2 separate regions of the Homo sapiens genome follow, and region 1 is linked to region 2. Evidence: chromatin loops called from intact Hi-C (ENCODE). Cell type or tissue: uterus. All regions are shown on one strand. Each heading gives the region's core, and the rest is flanking DNA. Links, peaks and the distances in the headings are about the cores only.

Region 1 (5,398 bases), core at 336-5,335, 70 kb after region 2:
CCTACACTTGATTACATTGCAATTGCGTATTCTAAATTCTATGTATCTTTAATGTCACGTCTCTAGTCCATTATCTTCATTTCTTGCCTGGACTAATACTGTTGTGTCCCATTTTGACTTCCTGCTTCCTCTTGTGACTCTACTGCTTATAATCACCAGCATCCTAAAACACTTAAAAATCCAAAATCCATAGCTATAGTATGCCCTGAATGACTTCCATGAACCCATTATCATTACATGTCTAATAACAATTTTCATGCCGTTCAACCACCAAGCTTTTACCATCTGGCCCCCATTCAAAATCCTGAAACCTCTACATTGAACATCTTTTCTTCTACTTTCTCACCTTTCCCTATCCAGTTTAAATATTGGTTTATCCTAGCGGGAGGCCTTCTCTGCTTTCTCAACCTTTTATTCTCCCTCACTGCCTGCTCATTACTTTATTTATAACATTTATGATAAGTTGTTATTTTTATTTGGTTTTATAACTTTTTAAGTGTAAATATTAGTATATCAAGCATAATATTTATAATTATTATAAATATTTATCAACAATTTATTAATAATATTTATGAATATTAGTATGTTATTAAATGTAATTTATGTAAACATAATTTGTATGTTTCAGCTTACATAAAATAAATCACTATATGCTTACAATGCTTTAAGTGCTTAATGTATCAACTCACTTAATACTCAACACCCACATGATAAAGGTAATTAATTCTATTTTATGAAAGTGGAAAATGAGGTTTAAAGAGTTTATGTACGTGGACAGTGATAGCTGCAGAGCAGACAAGGAAAGGCACAGAAGCAAAGATTCTGATCTCGGGGAATTTGTTGCTCCTATACAATGCAACACCGTCCTTGTTATTCTCTTTCATACATGCTGAAAATGATGGATTTCTATAACAGAAATAATAACTAACATTTATTGAATGCTTACCTTATGCAAAGGATTATTCAAGGATTTCACATCCAGTAACTCATTTAAACTCACAAAGAAAGCTTTATGAGGTAGGAACATGACCATTCTTGTTTCAGTGATAAACAAACTAAGGCTAAGTGGATTGCCTAAGATCACACAGTACATATGTTGTAAAGAAGTCAACTGCTAGAATGTATTCACTAATTACATATACACTTGCTGATTACTAGCGGACAGAAGAAGGCAGAATGATGTCATCACTTTTCTATTTGTAGTTGGTATAGTACAATTTGTATGTACTTTTTATTTTCATATTTGAAATAGTATATTACACATCTTCCTATTTAATTTGAATTAAATCCCAGGCTATGTGTAATTATTATGTATATGATACTCAAAACATATCACACCTTAACATCTGGCAGACATGCTTCACATACGGTGGTGTTTATCTGCTATGAGAGCTTCAAAGCACACGTCAGAGAAACACCTGGGTTTGAAGTCTGAAAGAAGACTGTAACTGTTACGGGCATATTTCTTGTGCTTTACTTGCTTTTATGTGAAATAAAGAGAAGTTTAATTTTTTCTTGCTTATCCTGTACAACAAAATTGAAACCTTTATCAGCATCAGCCATCATAGGACTATATCTTCCAGGTTTGGCTGGCTCATTGATTAAAATAAAATAATCTGAACCTGAAGAAAAGATTAAAAATATATCATTTTAAATTATTTAACACTTAAAGTGGGATCCATATTCCATTATGATTCTGGCATAGTATGGAGTTTTCAAAAGTTAATTAATTTATTATTCAGGTGCAATTAAAAGCTAGATGTTCACAAACACACAGATGAATGCAAAGACAATCTACCCTTGGATGTCAAAACACAATATAATAAAGTTGTCGACTTCTTTAAGATAACCTATAAAATCAGTGTGACTGCATTCAAATACGATTATATTGTTTTTGCTATAACAAAATTTATATGGAAATTCATCTAAAAATATAGACAAATGAAGAATCACAAGCAATATTCTGGAAAAATATTCTAGAATATTTTCCTTCAACAAATATGTGTGGAGAGCCTTCCTTGTGTCAAGCCTAAGGGACAGATCAAGTACTTATTTTCATGGAAGTGACATACTACAAGGGTCAAAGTTAAAAAATAAATGATTAATAAATATACTAAATATTAATATAATTTCCAAGAGTGACAAATGATAAGAAATTATAATATATTAAAATGGTAGAGAATAACTGAAGCAGGCTCTAAGACTACTTCAGATTTTGTGGTTCAAAAGCCTGTCTGAGGATGCAGAGACCTAAGTGAGAAGCAGTCAATGATAAAACAGTCCAGGGCAACAGCTCGCTAAGTGTGTATCATGAACCTTGGGATCCTTTCGGGAAGTCCAAAATGAAAAAAATATTTTTCTGATAATATTAAGATGTTATTTGTACTTTTCACTTTAATTATCTCAGAAGTGAACAATGGGGTTTTCCAAAAACCATGTGACATGTGATGATGTTTTTGTTCTGATGGCTGTAGAATAATTGCTTATGTATTTTTATTTTTTCTAGAATTTTCTGTAGTCATGATTTTGGAATATAAATGTGCTTTTCGTGGTTAACTCAGCTTGTTCTCAGTAACACTATGTATTCCTATTTATCTTTGTTTATCTCTGCTATTATTTGTGCAATATCTAGTTATTGTCCAATAAATCATTCTTTTGTAATCTTTGCAGGCTTGTTTTGTAATACTATTTTTATTTGTTCAAAGTTTGTTAACTCTTTAAATTTTATTTAACATATTTTTATTTTGAATTTAATGTTATATTCAATGATAAAAAATTATAATATGTTCTTCTTATATTTAAAAAATGAGGCCAGGAACAGTGGCTCATGCCTGTAATCCCAGCACTTTGGGAAGCTGAGGCAGGCGGATCACCTGAGGTCAGGAGTTCGAGACCAGCCTGGCCAACATGGCGATACCCGGTCTCTACTAAAAATACAAAAATTAGTCAGGCATGATAGCAGGCATCTGTAGTCCCAGCTACTAGGGAGGCTAAGGAGAATTGCTTGAACCCTGGAGGCTGAGGTTGCAGTGAGCAGAGATTGCATCACTGCACTCCAGCCCGGACGACAGAACAAGACTCCGTCTCAAAAAAACAAAACAAAACAAAAAACCACATTATCTTCCAAAAGGGAGATAGAAGACTTTTTTTCTTAACCCGTAGCTACACTGCACAAAATTCATATATGAAGGAGTTCTCTGAATTATGGGAAAGAGCACCCTTCTCCAAAGAAAGTAAGCGAAAATTAAAATAGGCAACAGAAATATAATGAAAACCAATAAATAATGTTAATAAATATTATTAATAAATAATGAAATAATATTTACATTTCAATTGTATATATTAATAATTTGATTTATTTTGTCTTATACAACAAAACATTTTAAATATTTTTATGGTAACAACTGAATTCTAGCAACATTTTGAGACCAATCATTCAGATTTTACAGAAAAATGAGCTAAATAGTTAATTGTAGATGTAATGGACTCTAAAAGCCAAAAATTATTTGTTATAGCTTTCAAACTGGAAATTGCAAAGCCACTGACCATTTTACTAGATAAAGCAAATTGCATGGTCTGAGAAATACGCACAAACGCTGAAGACTACAAAACCCTTGCTGAATGTCTGCTGGACAAAAAGTCAGCAAAATAAATTACAGCGAGCTACTTTCCAATGATACAGTAATTAATCAAAATAAAGATTTACTCAAGACATGAAGATTGAATTAATACTATATCTGTGGATTGTACTTTTGCCTTACAAATGGACAAATCTACAGCTGACTCTGGTTGAACTAGCCACTTTTTTTCTGGAACCCGTTTTTAATTAAAAGTGTGGTTTGTCAGATTAGAGTATTTGGTAAATACACTCTCAAAAAATAAAGTCTATTTTTCGTTTCAAGAAAAACAACTGAGAGTAGTTGGCAAAATTTAAACTTTCGAGCAAAAATTAGAATTTGGAAATAGTAGAAAACCTTCGTTGATGTAATTTTAAATACCACATTGCAACTAGCCTTTGAGAAACTACCACTTGATGAGTTCTGATTGTTCTTCAAAAAGAAGAGTAGTTGAAAAAAATAAAAATACTATTCCAAAACAAGACTACAAAGATTACAAAATAGTGGTTTATTGGACAATAACTAGATTGCAGAAATAAAAGCAGACATAAACAAAGATAAATAGGAATACAGTAGTGTTACCGAGAACAAACTGGGTCATTGAAAACACATTTGTATTTGAAAATCATGACTATGGAAAATTCTGGAAAAAGTCAGAACACACAAGCAGATCTTCTACTAGCCATCAGAACAATGTCATTGTCAGATGTCCTGTGGCTTCTGGTAAAATTCAATGCTTACTTCTGAGATAATTAAATTGAGTTGAAATTGAGTTGGAATTTAAATGGAATAAAATTGAGTTGAAATTACCTAAAAAGGCTACTAATAATGCTTGTTTTCTCAATTAAATATTTATGTAGGGTGAGTTTTTCATTATATGCATCAATCAAAGCAACATATCTTAACAGATTGAACAAGGGAACAGACATAAAAATCCAGCTAACTTCAGACACATTAAATAGGTGTGCAAATATATAAGGCAATACCATTTTTCTCATTGTTTTTTTCTGGAACATGTTAATATTTTCACAAAAATGGTATTTATATTAACATGGCATGGACTTGTTATTTTTATCATAATGAATTACTTAAATGCTTTAAAATATTTCTCAGTTTTAATTTTGAATGTGATACACACTGGTAGATGGACTCCACATACGTCTTTGGGGTCCTCAAAACGTCAACAAATTTTAAGTACATAGAGTCCTGTAGGCAAAATGTTTGAGAAACGCTAGTCTGTGGGAACAGCACTTCAGTCAAAGAGAACAGCTGGTAAAGGACCTGAAGTAGGAACAGACTTCTCATATATCAGGTCCTGGGTAAAGGTCAAAATGGCTAGAATGTAAGGCAGAAGGAGGAAAGAAAATGGCATCAGGGAGTTTAGCCATGGTCAGATGCTTTAAGGTTTGATAAGCCTACACTTAAGGAATAAAGAAGGGAGACTGGCACTACCAGATATTATTTAAGAAATAAAACTTTAACAATTAGATCATAGATATTTTAAGCTTGATCATATTCAAACTTCATGAATGACTGGTGAAAAAGTGTATTCTCATCTACCTTTGATGGGAGTGATAAGCAGAACAACATTTTGGAGGTAATTAGGTAATAATTATAAAATTTTTAAATATGTGTACAAATTTGTGTTCTCCAGAAAGCCCACTTACTTTTGGGATTTTCCTTAAGCTATCTTGCACAAAACTTCCTCAATACAGCATTGCTTATCATGAGAAAAGAGGAATTTCTCCCAAAAGCAAATTTATGACTGTGCACTTACCTAA
Region 2 (5,398 bases), core at 221-5,220:
GAGTTAATGTAACATTGGTACTACCACATTTTAATTGTCAGCTAGCAGCAGTCAAGATTTGCAACTACATGGAATAAAAACAAAAAACCTTCACAGTATTTCCTGTAATCTCTCAGCAGCTTTCCCTATGTGGTTTTACTTTCCAGTGACAGGCACATAATGTTCTTATCATTCAGAGGGTTAACAAATCACCTATTTGGAGAGTGTTTTGATAGCACAAACTTCTATGGTTCTTGGCCCATGGAAAGAATTAAATACTCTGTTTCTAGTTGGATTTGAATTGTCGTAGACGATGAGTAATGCTAGAAAAGTTATTGAAAATCGCCTCCAGGAATGAAGATGTTTCATAAGAAGCCAATCTTTTGATGAAGAAAGCTCCAAAGAGATTTAAACCTGAAACACCAAATGTGATCATGCCCCAGTTTTCTCTTCTTGCCCCCATAGGCTCATAATTATAAAGGAAGCTTGCATATTGGTGATTTAATGCTTTTATAAATGATAAGCTCAGACATTATTCTATAAAGAATGGGCACATAAATTATTTTCAAGCAGCCTATTTTCTCAGGTAGTAGAAAAGGATCTATACAAGATACAGGATTATTTCCAAAAATAAAAACACTCATGATTCAAATAGCATGTTTTACTTTGTTGTCAAGTTAATATATATCTGCATCAAAAAATCATGTCATGAATTATTAGAGAAATAATCTCAAAAAGGCAAATTGCAAGGGATGAATTATTGCCTTTGAAGGAGCAACTTGAATCAAATCAAATAGTTCTCAAGGGGCTGAAACTATCTCAGAAAAAGTTCCTAAACTAAGTCATTATTTTATACTACCAACATTAGAATAAAACTTTTCATTCATTTGCCTACTTAAATTCTGCAAGGCTGTACCCTGTGGTGGAGCATTTACTTTTCCTAAGATACTGGGTAAATTGAAAGGAGAATATTTACACACCAAATAGGGGCTCTACAGTAAATACATGCTGCACAGACATGACCTGCATTTGAATGCTCCAAACTAAACAGGACATAACTTTCAGGTTAGAGTGTGAATAAAAGGCAAGTAGAAAAAGAAAACAATCTCTTAAAATCTTCAATCCATCCTGAAATTTTATTTATGTGTCATTAACTTAACAGAGTTTGTCTTATATGACAGTTCTGTTCTAAACCTTTACATATACTGACTCATCTTATTCTCATCTGAAGCAGGTACTATCCATGGAGAAGGTCCCTAAGGTCACACAGATAGCCAGTGGCAGAGATGAGAATCAAGCATAAGCAATCTGGCCCCTGGTCTGCATGCTGAACTGCTGCATTATGCTACCTTCCTGAAAAGCTAGTGAAGAGAAGAGATCTTTGTTGAAGGAAATCACAAATACAGGGTCTTTTTTGTTTTCCATATGTCAGGCATTCCACACTATTCTATTATATCGTATCTTGTGCTTGGCCTCAACTTCCGACTTCACACAGGGCATTTTTCTTTGTTGGAAAAGGAGGTAAGGCATTGTTAAAGGGTCTATTTTGGCAGGTATATGGTGGCAGGCCTGGTTTCAGCAGCATATTCAACTAACACGCAAAAAGGCAGGAGCAGGACCCAGGAAGGAGTCTTCCAGGTAATGTCTGGCTTTTATCATTCTCTTTTGTAGTTTTCCCTCACTCCCAGTATACGCAGTTCCAAAGATCACCTCATCTGTAAAATGTCAAAATTTTTGCCATCACTCAGTGCAAGAAGCTTTCATTCAACACAAGGTCCTTTCCCATGTGAAAAACCAGCCAATCGGGAAAATTCCATATGAACCTTTCCTTCTTTCTGTCATTCTATAATTCAGATTGTGTGATTCTCCAGCATTGCTCAGACCAGAGTCCCTTTCAAGACGATACATTATTTTAGTACCCTAAAAGTAAAGTTGAACTCACATAGAATGAGTAATTTCTTATAATTTTCACATACATCAAGAAGTTTAGTTAACGTAATCATTTTTGTTTGTTCTTCCTTTCCATTGGAAGCATCCTTGGAGATGAAAATGCAAACAAAGAAGTCAACTTTTCCTGCTATCACTTACAATGGCAGAAGTGTTGGTTAGAGTGGTGCAGAGGGCAGTGTTCAGAGTACGCTGCCTCATCACACATTATTTGTGCTTTTAAAATTGACTATGTACCATGGTGCCTGGTGCAGAATGAGTACTCCAAACTTTTCTTTTTAATGTATTACATCATCTTCCTGAGAAGTAGCTCTATTTTCGCCATGCTCATCTATCTTCCTTCCCCTTACTAAGATATTAATATACTGAGATTAAAACTACAACCTTCTAACTAGTTTCCTTGACTCTAGTTTCACCACTCTACATGTGCTTGCTAGATTTGATTTTCTAAAATAATAATTGGATCATGTTATTACCTCATTCAATTACCTTTGATAACATCTAGATTCAAGCATAATAATTGGCACATATTCATCAACAAATTAATATTTGATGAACAAATGAATGAATAAATGTATAAGTGCTCCATGGGAGAATTTCAAGTCCTTCCACAGTTAGACCTTACCCTCATTTATTTCATTATCTCCTTTTAGTTATTTCCATAAACATGGGACATTAATTTATTGTGTGACTTTGACATGTCAGATACCATGAGAGTTACTGAATGTTCAAAGAAATAAAGGAACTCAAGGCTTCTTTGAAAGAAAGTATCTGCTTAAGCCACATTGATTTATTTATTGTCTTCTGCTTTCCCATTGCCAAGGTTTGTTAGTGTCATTTTGCCAACATAAAAAGCCATTTCTTTCTTTTCTCTCCATGCATATTCTTTTCATCCCTCAGGATTTAGCTCAAATTGTACCTTGTTCATTATAAACACTTACCTAACCACTCAAATGTAAAGTGATCCATCCCTCAATCCCTTCTCTGACTTTCTAAGACAATTATTTTAATTACATCATACTTTACTTTGGCCGGGAATTATACATTATAAGTTTTCTGGTATGCTAAAGCTAAAATATTATTATACAAATCTATAGTTTATGCCATATCTCCTTATGCAACATATTTCCCTTGAGGCTATGCCCTTCACATCGTACTTTGTATTTCTTGGTATCTTCCATGGGGCCTGGTATAACACTTCCTCCCACAGTGGTTCCTCAGTCTATATTTTTTGATTAATTGATTGATGAGTTATTGTAAATTTCCTTGTATTTAACAGAGAGGTATGTACCTTGTGCAGACTAATGGATATTCAATAAGTGTTGATTTACTGTCCAAGTACAAACTAATCAATATTATGGAAATAATAATTAATCTTTTAATTAATTACAACTGACAAAAGAGATGCCCCAGAGCATTCAAGAAAAGTCAGGAAATTAAGGAACTGAATATCTCCTTGATACTTTTTAATCTATTTTAATTCATTACTTATCCTTTCCCTGTCTCTATTCCCATTTCTACTTTACTGCTCAGAGTAGAAATTCTTAACCTGGAGTCTCTGTTTCCTTATAAAGTCCATGAATGGATTTCAGCTGGACTTGGAGCCCAATAAAATGTTATGCATAAAGAAAGCCAGGCTGTTATGTAACAACACAAAGTCAAGGCTTAAACGAAAGCTTATCTAGCTCCAAACTATATCATAGCTTAGCTGATTTCTTCTGTTGTTAGGCAGAAAATCCACTGGACTATAAAAGATGTGCAGTCTGGTTATTGTACTGGAGTGTCCAAGGTAAAGTTTGTAATAACAAAAAACACAAGAGAAGCAGCAGCGGAAGCAACAAGTGTTGCTTGAGATGTGTCAGGCACAGTTCTAAATGTTTTATGTATTAAACTTCTTTGAACCTCACTATAAACTCATGAAGGGGATACCACTGTGGCTACTCACATTGTATAGGTTAAAAACCTGGAGAACAAAGAGGTTAAGTTACTTGTACAAGGTACCAGGACACCAAACACAATGGTAAGGGATGGAGGAATAGAGGCATGGGAAGATAGCCAAGGTAAAAGTTGTCTACACCAAATTTTCTTTCAAGCTATTCTGTATTCAAAGTGCCCTCAGTTCCACGCTAGTCATCTTTCTTGGCTAGGGAAGAACTCTGTCTACAGTGGCAACTACAGAGCCAGACAATTCACACCAGACCCAGATCTGACTTTGCAGAGTCAGTCTACAGACAAACCAGTCACATCAGGATTGTGAAGATAATCACTTGCCTCTAGACCTCTTAGAAAGTAAAGGGGTGTCAGAAGGAGACCTTTCTAAGCTCTGGCATTCTTCATATCCTTAATGGGCAGGTACAATTAAATACTTTGTATGTGATGTCAATGAGAGAGAATGGCCCTGAAATGAACTTCGACAATGTGCAGAATACAGTTAACCCTGTTAGCTAGTGGGTTGTCAGTAGAAATCAAAGTTTAAGTAGTTTAACAGTAGATGTGGGATGTGCTCTGAATTGGAATATTTCACATATCTATATGTCAGCCAGGGATTCAGGGAATCCTACCCCAAACATTCCAAGCCAGAATGACTTTAAGCAATCTGTGCACAGTGCTGTTTCTAGTCTTAAAATGGTTCCATTTCATGTTGGATTGCAAGAGACCTGGTTTCTGGTCATAGTGTCATGACCTCTTGGTGACTTAACTGCGTATGACTTTGTTGGGACATAGTTTCTTCTACTGAAAAATGAGTATGACGATAGATGTAACTTGTGATTAAAGATGCAGCTTTTAAATATGATGATGTTTGGTAAAATGCTTGAGATTTTGGAGGTGAGTTTCTTTCCAAACAACAACAACAAAAAGAAAATTTTTATTTGTTCCTGAACAAATTAAATAAAGTTTTAAAAGCATTGCAACTTGGTCATGGTTTGTAAAATAGTCTGAAAAGATGTTATCTCAAAACTTTGATAATTACTTTTCTATATGTAAGAATTTGCTTCCTCTTTCTTAAGATACATTATAGTTTAGTATAGTTTAGTAATGAAAAGTGGATTAGGCATGAGAAGACCTGGATATTAGTTTCTGCTTTGTTTCTTGCCAGCTCTGTGAACTTGGGCAAGTCACTGGGCTTCAATTTTCTCATTTGTAAAACAGAAATAGTAAATATGACTTATCTTGTCTAACTCAAAGGATTGTTTTGAAATATGTCAAGACATAATAAAAGCTTGCATTTACAGAGATTTTCACTTATAAGGATTAAGTTCTGAGTTAAGTGTTTTATATATATTGCCTTATTTAATCTCCACTCCAACACTATGAGTTAGGTAAGAATTTGTATCCATTTTTCAGATATGGAAACTGAAATTCAGAGAGGTTAAGCAAGTTGCCTGAGTTCATATAGCTTACTATCGGGGGGAAGGAACAAGATCTAAATCTTAACCATAATGGTTCTGCTTTTATAAAAGTAAAATTATCT

What was found. Peaks named below come from ENCODE experiments on the same cell type or tissue, not always from the same donor. Only the 100,000 strongest peaks of a DNase experiment are listed, where the experiment ranks them.
Region 1: it touches region 2 in a loop (7-fold over the local background); 5 of 110 quality-filtered maps call a loop at or near these places.

What each region holds. Positions count from the first base shown.
Region 1 is chr12:91,114,998-91,120,395 of GRCh38, reverse strand. No RefSeq gene overlaps it. Among named protein-coding and RNA genes, the nearest start is that of LUM, 6.2 kb to the right of the region's middle. In uterus, for the core only: no CTCF peak of the experiment used is centred there; no DNase peak of the experiment used is centred there; H3K27ac peaks cover 4,724 bases.
Region 2 is chr12:91,184,536-91,189,933 of GRCh38, reverse strand. No RefSeq gene overlaps it. Among named protein-coding and RNA genes, the nearest start is that of DCN, 4.4 kb to the right of the region's middle. In uterus, for the core only: no CTCF peak of the experiment used is centred there; no DNase peak of the experiment used is centred there; H3K27ac peaks cover 5,000 bases.